Regions from separate parts of the Mus musculus genome. Here region 1 is linked to region 2. A link is a loop called in an ENCODE intact Hi-C map of the cell type or tissue named here. Cell type or tissue: left cerebral cortex. All regions are shown on one strand. Links, peaks and the distances in the headings refer to the core of each region. The heading gives the core; the rest is flanking DNA.

Region 1 (5,119 bases), core at 916-3,415, 280 kb after region 2:
CACAAACAAGCCCCCTGCCATGGGTGTAAACCACCACTGTAATTTACTTGTTAGAATCAGGCATAATAATGCATTTATCTGAATGGGAACAACAGCTGTATGGAGGTGAAAAGCCAGGGGGTGGTTGCTGAAGGGGTTCAATAATTTATGGCAAACACAGGAATTGGCTCCGTGGGTCAAGAGGACTCCAGGCTCCATCTACCGAATCACATAGCAAAAAGGCATTGTGCTGGCTATCTTCTGTCAGCTTCACACAGCTAAGTGACATCTGGGAATAGGAGACTTGCCTGAGGAAATGCCTACACCAGACTGTAGGAGTCTACTCCCGGGCATTTTCATGGTTAGTGATTGACGTGGGATGCCTCAGGCCCCGTGAGTAGTGTCACTCCTGGGCAGTATGACAAGGCAGGCCTCCAGGAGCAAGCCAGTAAACAGCATTCCTTCATGGCTTCTGCTTTAGTTCCTGTCCCAACTTCTGTTCATGATGGCGGGTCAACTGTAAGATTAAACAAATACTTTACTCCACCATAGCTTTAAGTTGCTGCGTGTAATTTTAAAAATGTGCTTGTTCTTTTTCGAGAGCTTGCTTTTCCCAAGAACCCAGGGAGCTGCGATTACTTTACACCAGCCAATCACCCCACAGCTAGCTCAGCCAGTTGCCAAAGACCTCCCCATGGCTGTGTCCTTTCTCCTGCCCACCTGAGTTGCTGCAGATGAAAAACACCAGACAACCTTAATATTTAAATACTAGCCAGATAACTCAATGGCTAGGCACAGGATCTATTGTTCTAAACTCATCAGCTATCCTATATCAAAATTCCGCAGGTGGCGAAGACCACCACCAGTTCTAGTTGCTCCCAGGCCTTACATGGTTCATGCTCCTCTCCCCAAAGTCTGGCTGAAAAGACCTCTCTCTGTCTCGTCCCCCTCCTCTTCTTCCTGGGACCCAGAAATCGCACCTTTTTTCCTTGGCCCAGGGATTAGCTTCTGTGGAAACCTAACACAGAAATTGGTAGCTGAGAGTGGGCAATTGTTGCAACGGATCTGACTGAATTATTTTGGGATGGCTGTTGAAGTATTTGGAAATTTGGGCCTAAAAAAAGCCGTATTCCAAGTTTAATGACTATTGTGTGGAAGCTTCAAAGATAAGAATGATGAGATAAATCCGTGGAAGTCTGGCTTGTGAAGTTTCAGAGTCTCCCAAAGACTCTCAGGGCTGTTCCTGCAATATGTTTCTTAGGCTGGAAGCCCTGCCCTCCCACGCACAAGCTGAGAAACCCAGTCTGCCCTCCCCCTCCCCCCGCAGCCCCACCCACACAGAGAACAACCCCCATCCCCCACAGACCTGCTTGGAGAAAACTCCAGGCTGACATGTCATCAGTCCTTGTCTCTGCGTTCACGGCAACCCACCCAAGAGTTTTTAGCAGTACGGAAGCTGAAGGACTGAGGGGTAATGACGAGCCGGCAGTGCCTGGAGCCTAATGAGACAAGCTGTACTGAAGATGGAAGAGGCAGAGAAATGGCGGGGCTGAAGCCCTGTGGGAGCCCAGAAGAGTGTGAGTTCCACATGCTGGACACATTAAAGAGTTTATGTATACATCTGGGTTTTGAATTTACTTTGATCTAACTAAAACTGTGCCCTGTTCTTAGACTAAGAATGTATGTAACTGATTTTTTTTTTTAGCTTAATATAGTTGACAGACTTTGAACTTTAAGGAGACATTGAATTTGTAGAGAGAGCTTGGATTTTTAAAGTTATAGAATTTTTTAGAAGGCTGCAGAATTCCAGGACGGCAGCCACACTGGGTTGATTTCACCAACACAGCTGACACTTACAAAAACATTGTGTAAACAAAATAAAGTAACTGTCTAACAGACCTAAGAGGAGAGGGGGTGTGCTGGGAGTGTGGCTGACCACTGCTTCACCTTGTACAAGGCTCTGGGTTCCACACCGGAAGCAGCAAAACAAGCAAACAAAAAGATTGGGTCATATGCTTGTCTGTGGTGCAGGAAATCCTAAGGGCCTGCTGATCTCCTGAAGGTTTATGGGTGCTTCCCCTAAACTTGATATTTTTGGTTCTTTATGCCATGTGACTTTATGGGTGTTTATGTTGATTGGTGTTTTATGCCATGTGACTTTATTAACTAAGATGGCAATGAAGTTATATGGTCCTCACCATCAAGATGATACCATTATGATAGCAGCCAAGTCACAGGGCTGTCTCCATCTTGATGATCTTACTATCCAAGATAGCAACGGAACAAGATTACTTTCCTTAAAAAAAAATTAAGGGCTGGAGAGGTGGCTCAGTTGTTAGGAAGACTTCATGTTCTTGCAGGGGGTCCAGGTTCAGTTTCTAGGTGGCTCACAGCTGTTTACCAGTTCCCAGGGATCTGGTGCCCTCTTCTGGCCTCTATGGGTATCAGGCATGCACACAGTGCACAGACATACACGCAAATAAAACATTCATATGAGTCAGGCAGTGGTGGCGCACACCTTTAATCCCAGCACTCGGGAGGCAGAAGCAGGCAGATTTCTGAGTTCGAGGCCAGCCTGGTCTACAAAGTGAGTTCCAGGACAGCCAGGGCTATACAGAGAAACCCTGTCTCAAAAACAAAAAAACAAAACAAACAAACATGAAAACCCAACCAACAAAGACATTCATATGCATAAAATAAACATTAAAATGAAAGGGATTTTATTTTGCATATCAGATTGTTTGCCTCTGTGTGTGTGTGTGTGTGTGTGTGCGTGTGCGTGTGCGTGTGCACCATATATGTGCCTGATGCTTACAGAAGCCAGAGAGGGCATTAGATCCCCTCTTCTGGCACCACAGATCCATATATATCTGCTCATATACACACATACATGTACATAATACACATACCACACACAATTCACACCATACGAACATATGTACATACACATGCATACAATACATATGTACACATACAAATACAATACTTGACATATACACAAGCCACATATCTCTTTATACACACCATATACACTATAGCATAGATAAACACATCCACACATATAAACATACTCCACACATATGTATATGCACATACACTCAATACCACACACACCACCCATAAACACTACCTGTACTGGCTAGTTTTGTGTCAACTTGACACAGCTGGAGTTATCACAGAGAAAGGAGCTTCAGTTGAGGAAATGCCTCCATGAGATCCAACTGTAAGGCATTTTCTCAATTAGTGATCAAGGGGGAAAGACCCCTTGTGGGTGGGACCATCTCTGGGCTGGTAGTCTTGGTTCTATAAGAGAGCAGGCTGAGCAAGCCAGGGGAAGCAAGCCAGTAAAGAACATCCCTCCATGACCTCTGCATCGGCTCCTGCTTCCTGACCTGCTTGAGTTCCAGTCCTGACTTCCTTGGTGATGAACAGCAGTGTGGAAGTGTAAGCCGAATAAACCCTTTCCTCCCCAACTTGCTTCTTGGTCATGATGTTTGTGCAGGAATAGAAACCCTGACTAAGACAAATTGGTACCAGCAGAGTGGGATATTCCTGTGACAACCTGACCATGTTTTGGGGAGGACTGTGGAAGGACTTTGGAACTTTGGGCTTGAAGATCCATTTGTTGTTAAGAGCTCTGTCAGATGTTGTGTAGGAGCTTGGAAGATAATGTTGAGAACGGTGCAGAAGATGGAGGTCTGGTTTGTGAAATTTCAGAGGGAAAATTAAAGACTCTTTTCAGGGCCATTGCTGCTTTGATTGTGAAGATTCTGTAGTTCTGGTTAGCTGGGGCTGAAGAATCAGCTGTGATTAATAAGATACCAGAACTACCAAAGCAAAAATTTTGCATTACTGGGACTATTGATGCTGGTTAGCTGGAGCTAAGAAATTAGTGGTGATTAAGAAGAGACCAGCATCATTGAGGTGACATCTTCTGGGAAGTGTTTTCTGAAAGAACAAAGAGGCTGTGTTCCAGAGATGGCCAAGGTTGTACTCCTGCTGCAGCGGGACTTGGTAATATGTAAGGGTCACCCAGGTGGTACTGGTTTTGAAGGCATGAAGGGGTCACGCAAAGCAGCTGAGGCTCGGCACTGTGAGAGGCCATGGAAGGCCATTGGTGAAGGTGCAGCCTTAGTTGCAATTGAAGGCCCAGGACTGAAGGGGTCATGCAGTGTTTTGGAGATGCCAGTACCATGAGATGACCACCAAGAGCAGCAGCAGCAGTGGAGTACAGGCATCTGGAGCCTAGAGGATGACGCGTGTGCTACATAGGGCCTGGCTGGAGAAGTGACCCAAGCCCTTGGAGGAGCCCAGAAGATCGTGAGTTGGATCCCAGACATTGGACGGTTGGAGATTGACTTTTGCTTTTGATTGTGACTGTGCCCTGATATTTTCCCTCTTGAAGGAAGAAACTGTTTTAGTGGAGCCCACAGTTAAGAAACTTTTAATTGTAAAAAGACTTTGGATTTTAAAAGAGATGGATATTTTAAAGAGATTGAAATTTTAAGAATATGTAAAGACTGTGGGACGTTTAAAGTTATTTAAGATCTTGGAGATGAATAAGAACTAAGGGTTGAGGCTTACTAGTGATGTTTTTGTGTGTCAAGTTGACAAGGGGTCAATTGTACTGGCTAGTTTTGTGTCAACTTGACACAGCTGGAGTTATCACAGAGAAAGGAACTTCAGTTGAGGAAATGCCTCCATGAGATCCAACTGTAAGGCATTTTCTCAATTAGTGATCAAGGGGGAAAGACCCCTTGTGGGTGGGACCATCTCTGGGCTGGTAGTCTTGGTTCTATAAGAAAGCAGGCTGAGCAAGCCAGGTGAGGCAAGCCAGTAAAGAACATCCCTCCATGGCCTCTGCATCAGCTCTTGCTTCCTGACCTGCTTGAGTTCCAGTCCTGGCTTCCTTTGGTGATGAACAGCAGTGTGGAAGTGTAAGCCAAATAAACCCTTTCCTCCCCAACTTGCTTTTTGGTCATGATGTTTGTGCAGGAATAGAAACCCTGACTAAGACACTACCCAAATAAAAACACCATGTGTATATATATACACGTTGTATGGTGTGTTCCTCTGAATGATAACATTCCCTCCAGCATGCCCCTACACTGGGGTATTGAACACCCTCAGGCCCAAGGGC
Region 2 (5,119 bases), core at 907-3,406:
TAGTAAAGGTTGGTAGTTTGGTTTTGGCTCAAACGCAGAGCCTTGCACTTGCCAGGGAAGTGCTCACATTTTTGTTTGTTTAATTAAAGGATTTTTTATTTTTAAAAATTATGTGGGGGCTGGTGAGATGGCTCAGTGGTTAAGAGCACTGACTGCTCTTCCGAAGGTCCTGAGTTCAAATCCCAGCAACCACATGGTGGCTCACAACCATCTGTAATGAAATCTGATGCCCTCTTCTGGAGTATCTGAGGACAGCTACAGTGTACTTACATATAATAAATAAATAAATCTTTAAAAAAAATTATGTATGTGGCTAGGCCATGGTGGTACATGCCTTTAGTCTCAGTACTCGGGAGGCAGAGGCAGGTGGGCCTTGAAGTCAGCCTGGTCTACACGTAGAGCAAATTCCAGAACAGTCAGGGCTACACAAAGAAACCCTGTCTTCAAAACAAAACAAAGAAATCCCAGCACTCAGGAGATAGAGGCAAGAGGATCTCTGTGAGTTCAAGGTCAGGCTGGTTCCAGGACAGTCTGGGTATTCAGGTATTCGCCTGTGTATTCCAGGGTGCCAGAGACGTCCAGCAGCTATCTGACCTCTAGGAGCTGGCGCTATGGGAGGTATGCGCCACCCAGCGTTATGTGCTGGGAACTAAAGCTGGATCTGGGTGGGCAGCATCTGTTTTCCAAGAGTTTCTCAGTTTCCTGGCTGTACTGGAACCGGCTCAGTAGACCAGGCTGGCCTTGAACTCAAATCCACCTGTTTCTCTGCCTCCTTAGTGCTGGGATTAAAGCGTGTGCTATCTTCATAGCATGGCAGACACTCTTAACTTCCGAGTCAGTTCTTCAGTCCTGAACTGTCTGTTTCAGTAACAGCTCCAGGGGCTGGAGAGATGGCTCAGTGGTTAAGAGCCATTGCAGAGGACCTGGGTCCAGTTCCCAACACCATCTCTGGTAGTTCACAGCTGTCTGTAGCTCCAGCTCTAGGGGGATCTAACAGTCTCTCTGGACTCTGAGGGCATCTGTATATCTGCACTCTCATGTACATACCCCAACAAACACACACCTATAATTAAAAATAAAGAGAGGTTGCTTGGCAGCTAAGAGTACTTTAGGAGGATCATGGTTCAGTTCTCAGCACTCACATGGAACTCTAGTTCCAAGGGATCTGACTCTCTTCTCACCTCTGCAGGCCCACACATACACATAGGCACACACATATACACACAGGCACACACACATACACACAGGCACACACACACATACAAGCCAACAAAACACTTATACATACAGCATGAATACAAAAAATAAATCTTTTAAAACTTTCTAGGTCACCCTCGACCACAAAGGGAATTTCAGGCCAATATGGGATATACGAAGCCACGGTTTTATCTTTTTTTTTTTTTTTTTTTGGTTTTTCGAGACAGGGTTTCTCTTTATAGCCCTGGCTGTTCTGGAACTCACTTTGTAGACCAGGCTGGCCTCGAACTCAGAAATCCACCTGCCTCTGCCTCCCGAGTGCTGGGATTAAAGGCGTGCGCCACCACGCCCGGCCTTTTTTCTATCTTTTTTTTTTTTTTTTTAAGCCACGGTTTTAAAAGAAACAAGCAAAGATGGTCACCAGAACACTTGCCAGGTCCTTGATCCTTCAACACCACCATTGGTATTTCTTTTTTTAAAATTATCCTTATTTCAATTTATGTGAATATGTGTGCATTTTGTGCGAATGGGTGCCATGTATGTTGAGATTTTCCTGGAGGAGAGAAGTGGACAATGGCTCTCCTGGACATAAGCAGTTGTGAGCCTCCCATGTAGATGCCCGGAACTGAACTCGGGTCATTTGCAAGAATAGCAAGCACTCCTTACCCTAAACCATCCCTCCAGCCACCCCTAGTATGTTTACACTATTGTTTATATCCCTAGAGCAGGAAATACAACTTCATAGCACCTCGGTCTAGCAGCTCCCTGAACACAGAATGGTTTTGGTGCCTATAAAAACTGACATCTGGATACCAGAGTGGAGTCTGTGGGCCGGTGAGCAACATTTTGCGTTCTCACCACCAGGGGGCAGTAGGGCCCTGGCCTCCAAGCCCGGGTCCGCAGTCAGTCCAGAACAAGGAGACCAGAGCGCGTTTTGAATTCCAACATTCCGGCGGGATCCTTGGGTGGCTTTTCCAAACGTTCTTCACCTGCCAGCCTCCGCCCACCCAGACTAAGGAGGACCCAGTAGAAAATAGCTTGCACTGAAGCCCAGGTAAAGGGAGGAGGAGTTTATTTTATGTTTCACTCATAGGTTTTGCAGGGTTTCCAAGGAAGACTAGAGAATTTTATGGAGAAAGGTGGTTAATTCCATAGTCAGTATCAAAGATGGGCTGGATTTCAAGTTGCCATTAAAGAAAGCTAGCCCTTCCCTCTCTAGGCCTTCTGCTGATCTGGAGAGTAACCCTACCCTGGTTCTCCAAAGGGTATGTTACTTCTGTCCGCAGGTCCCAACCTTCATAGACCTCAGGGTCTGCGCTCCTAGAAGGAAAAGGGGAAGAGAAAGAACACCCTCAGGGAGAAGTTTGGCCTCTAGGCCTCCACCTCCTCTTCACTCTCTGGATCGCGTCTAGGACTTTTGAGTTTGGGTTAGAGTGGCGCTCCAGGGGACCAAGAGGCACCTTCTCCCTCCACCCCAGTGCCCAGGTGCTGCAGGGAGGGCTGGGAGACCGACAAGCATCGGAAAGGGAGTCTCCCACCTTCTCAGAGGCCCGTCTCCGCGGAGGCCAGATCACCGACAATTTTCCATCTCCCCTGCTCGCTGTGGGGGAAGGAACACTCAGCCGCGACTGCCCCTCCTCTTGCCAGCTGGAGGATGGCCGCACCCCTTATATACATACAGGTGTGCACCCCTCTTCCCCATGAAGGCCTCCACCCAGTTCTGAGGACCCAGGAACAGGAATGAGGCAAACTCAATGTAGAGAGGCACCCGAGTACTACAGAGGACCCGAGAACGCCAGAAGTCAAGGTTCCAAGGTCTGATGGATGTGGGGATCCTCACTCCAGGAGTGGGAGTGAAGAAAAGAAGGTGAACCCCCAGGAGAATAGTTAAGGGTCTGCAAGCCTACAGATGAATGATCACTGGAGGTGGAGACAGCTGGAGCTCTAGGGCCCAGGGGGACCGCTTACGGGTGAGGCTCGGCGCTGGCTCCTGGACCTCGGCGTCGCCGTAGATGCTGCGCCGCTGCAACTGCAGCTCCCGCTCGCGCTCGCGCACTCGTCGCACCTCCTGCTCCAGCAGTGACGGGGCAACGAGCGGTGGCAACTGCCCCAGTACCGGACAGCCGTCCTGAACGGCGGGGTGCAGCCGGCCTCCGGTCTCTGGCTGCCTCTGCAAGCCAGCGCCGTCCTCCGCCGCAGCCTCAAAGAAGCGCTTGAGTTCGTCCAGCGGCTGCGGCCGCCGCCGGGCGCTAGGCTCCGGAACCGCGGGGCTCGCCAGCGCCGCCTGCCTGTGAGCCTCGCGTTCGATGTCCCGTTGCATCTTCGCGCCCGCCCGAGCGCGCTCCAGGGCGCGCGGCAGCGGAGTACCGGAGCCGGGCCGACTGAGCACCGGCCGCACGCGCAACTCAATGAGTTCCTCGCCCGCGCGACCGGGACTCAGACCCCGGCTCCGGCGCAGGCTTTCCTCCCGCTCGCAGCTGCGGCGGATTTCGCGCTGGATGGGCGTCTCCATCTGCAATTCCGCCGGCGCCGGTTTGGATGCCGCGGGCTTCGGTAGAAAACACACCTGGAGGCCTCTGAGCCGAGACAGGGGCACAACTGCCCCAGTACCTCCGTTATACTAGTGCCAGGCGGCCCAGCTGTGGACCGCCCGGGCGCTCGGTCCGGTGCTCAACTGGCACCTGCGGGACCTGGCTCTCTGGCTCCAGAGTCTGCAAGTGCTCCTCTCCAGAGGTTTCCAGGACCTCACTGCCTCCCCCAGCAGCCCTCGGTGCCCTGGCTCTGCGGCTCCCGGAACACGTAGCCTTCAGGCGACCCCAGGACTCCACTCTCGGACACCCGAGGACATGGATGTTTGGAGTTAGGCGCCCTTTGAAAATTTTAGTTCTCAGAGCCGAATTGAGATGCCCAAATAGGTAGGACACGGTGCCCTGTGCAGTACCTGTAGTTACAGCCGCCGCCCGAGGTTCATAGGCGTCGCCAGCACTCTTCTTTGACCCGCCTCTGGCCTCCAGGAACATCCCCTGGGGGCAGGACTGGGCACCGCCCCCGTCACCTGCCAGCTGGATTCGAGTGGCCCTGGACCCGCCCTATGGGCCAGGGCGCCTCCACTGCTCTCCGGATTCCCGCCACCTGAACACACGGGTTGACTGAAGGGGTGGCTTCTTCGGAAAGGGCTTCCCTGAACTCACTACCCAGGGGGTATGTGTCGCCCTTTCCCTCTGGTACCACGCTGGCATTCTGGGGTCTTTTTTTTTTTTTTTTTTTTTTTTCATCACTTTCCGGAGACCTGACCTCTAGCGGAGCGCCGCGCTGATCGCTGAACCACGGCCTCCTTACAGAGTGTTTCCCCGGTCGTCTTTCGCTGACCTCACTAGTCTAGGTCAGCAAGTGCCAGCCTGCGGCCAGCGACACCACTCTCCTTCCCCCCGCCCCCTATCCCGTGATCTCCGGGCCTTCTCTGCACACTGATCGCTGAGGCAACACAGCTCGAGTCCAGCCCGAGGGTCGCCCGGGGCCGCCGCACTGGGTGCTGCTGCTACCCGGGGCTGCTCAGCTCTGTCTGGTTTGCAGCGGCGCTGCCGCCACTCAAAACCCTGGGGCAGATTCCCCACCCCCACCTTCCAGAAAAGCCCGCAAGGCATTGGCAGCCAAGTGTCCAGCTAGAATGAGCGGTGTTTGAGGGCACAGACATTACAGGACTTCCGGGCCTCAGCCGAGCAATTGTGGCTGGAAGGCGGTCAGCTTGGACCAGTTTGCCCAGGAGGCCCAAGATGGGGCAGAGGAGCCACCGGGTTAGCGGGAGGCAGTAGCGACCTTTGTCTGGTGCCCGATCTGTGTTTCGGGACAGGGTCGATGACCCAGAGTGAGGGCTAACCACTCGTAGAGACATTTCCACTCGCCCTTGTGGAACCCGGCTTTC

The links. Peaks named below come from ENCODE experiments on the same cell type or tissue, not always from the same donor. Only the 100,000 strongest peaks of a DNase experiment are listed, where the experiment ranks them.
Region 1: it touches region 2 in a loop (3-fold over the local background); 2 of 42 quality-filtered maps call a loop at or near these places.

The regions. Positions count from the first base shown.
Region 1 is chr8:84,283,460-84,288,578 of GRCm38, forward strand. No RefSeq gene overlaps it. Among named protein-coding and RNA genes, the nearest start is that of Ccdc130, 16 kb to the left of the region's middle. In left cerebral cortex, for the core only: a CTCF peak has its summit at 2,405 (motif pointing left); DNase peaks (open chromatin) are centred at 1,256, 1,430 and 2,411; H3K27ac peaks cover 131 bases.
Region 2 is chr8:84,007,976-84,013,094 of GRCm38, forward strand. It overlaps Misp3 (MISP family member 3), which reads right to left and starts at 3,745. Exons shown (of 3, transcript NM_001291292.1): 1 at 3,166-3,745; 2 at 2,736-2,797; 3 at 2,253-2,517. The coding sequence starts at 3,709. The coding sequence ends at 2,503. Mir1199 (microRNA 1199) reads right to left here and starts at 3,658; the gene lies at 3,540-3,658. In left cerebral cortex, for the core only: a CTCF peak has its summit at 2,048 (motif pointing right); a DNase peak (open chromatin) is centred at 2,067; H3K4me3 peaks cover 411 bases.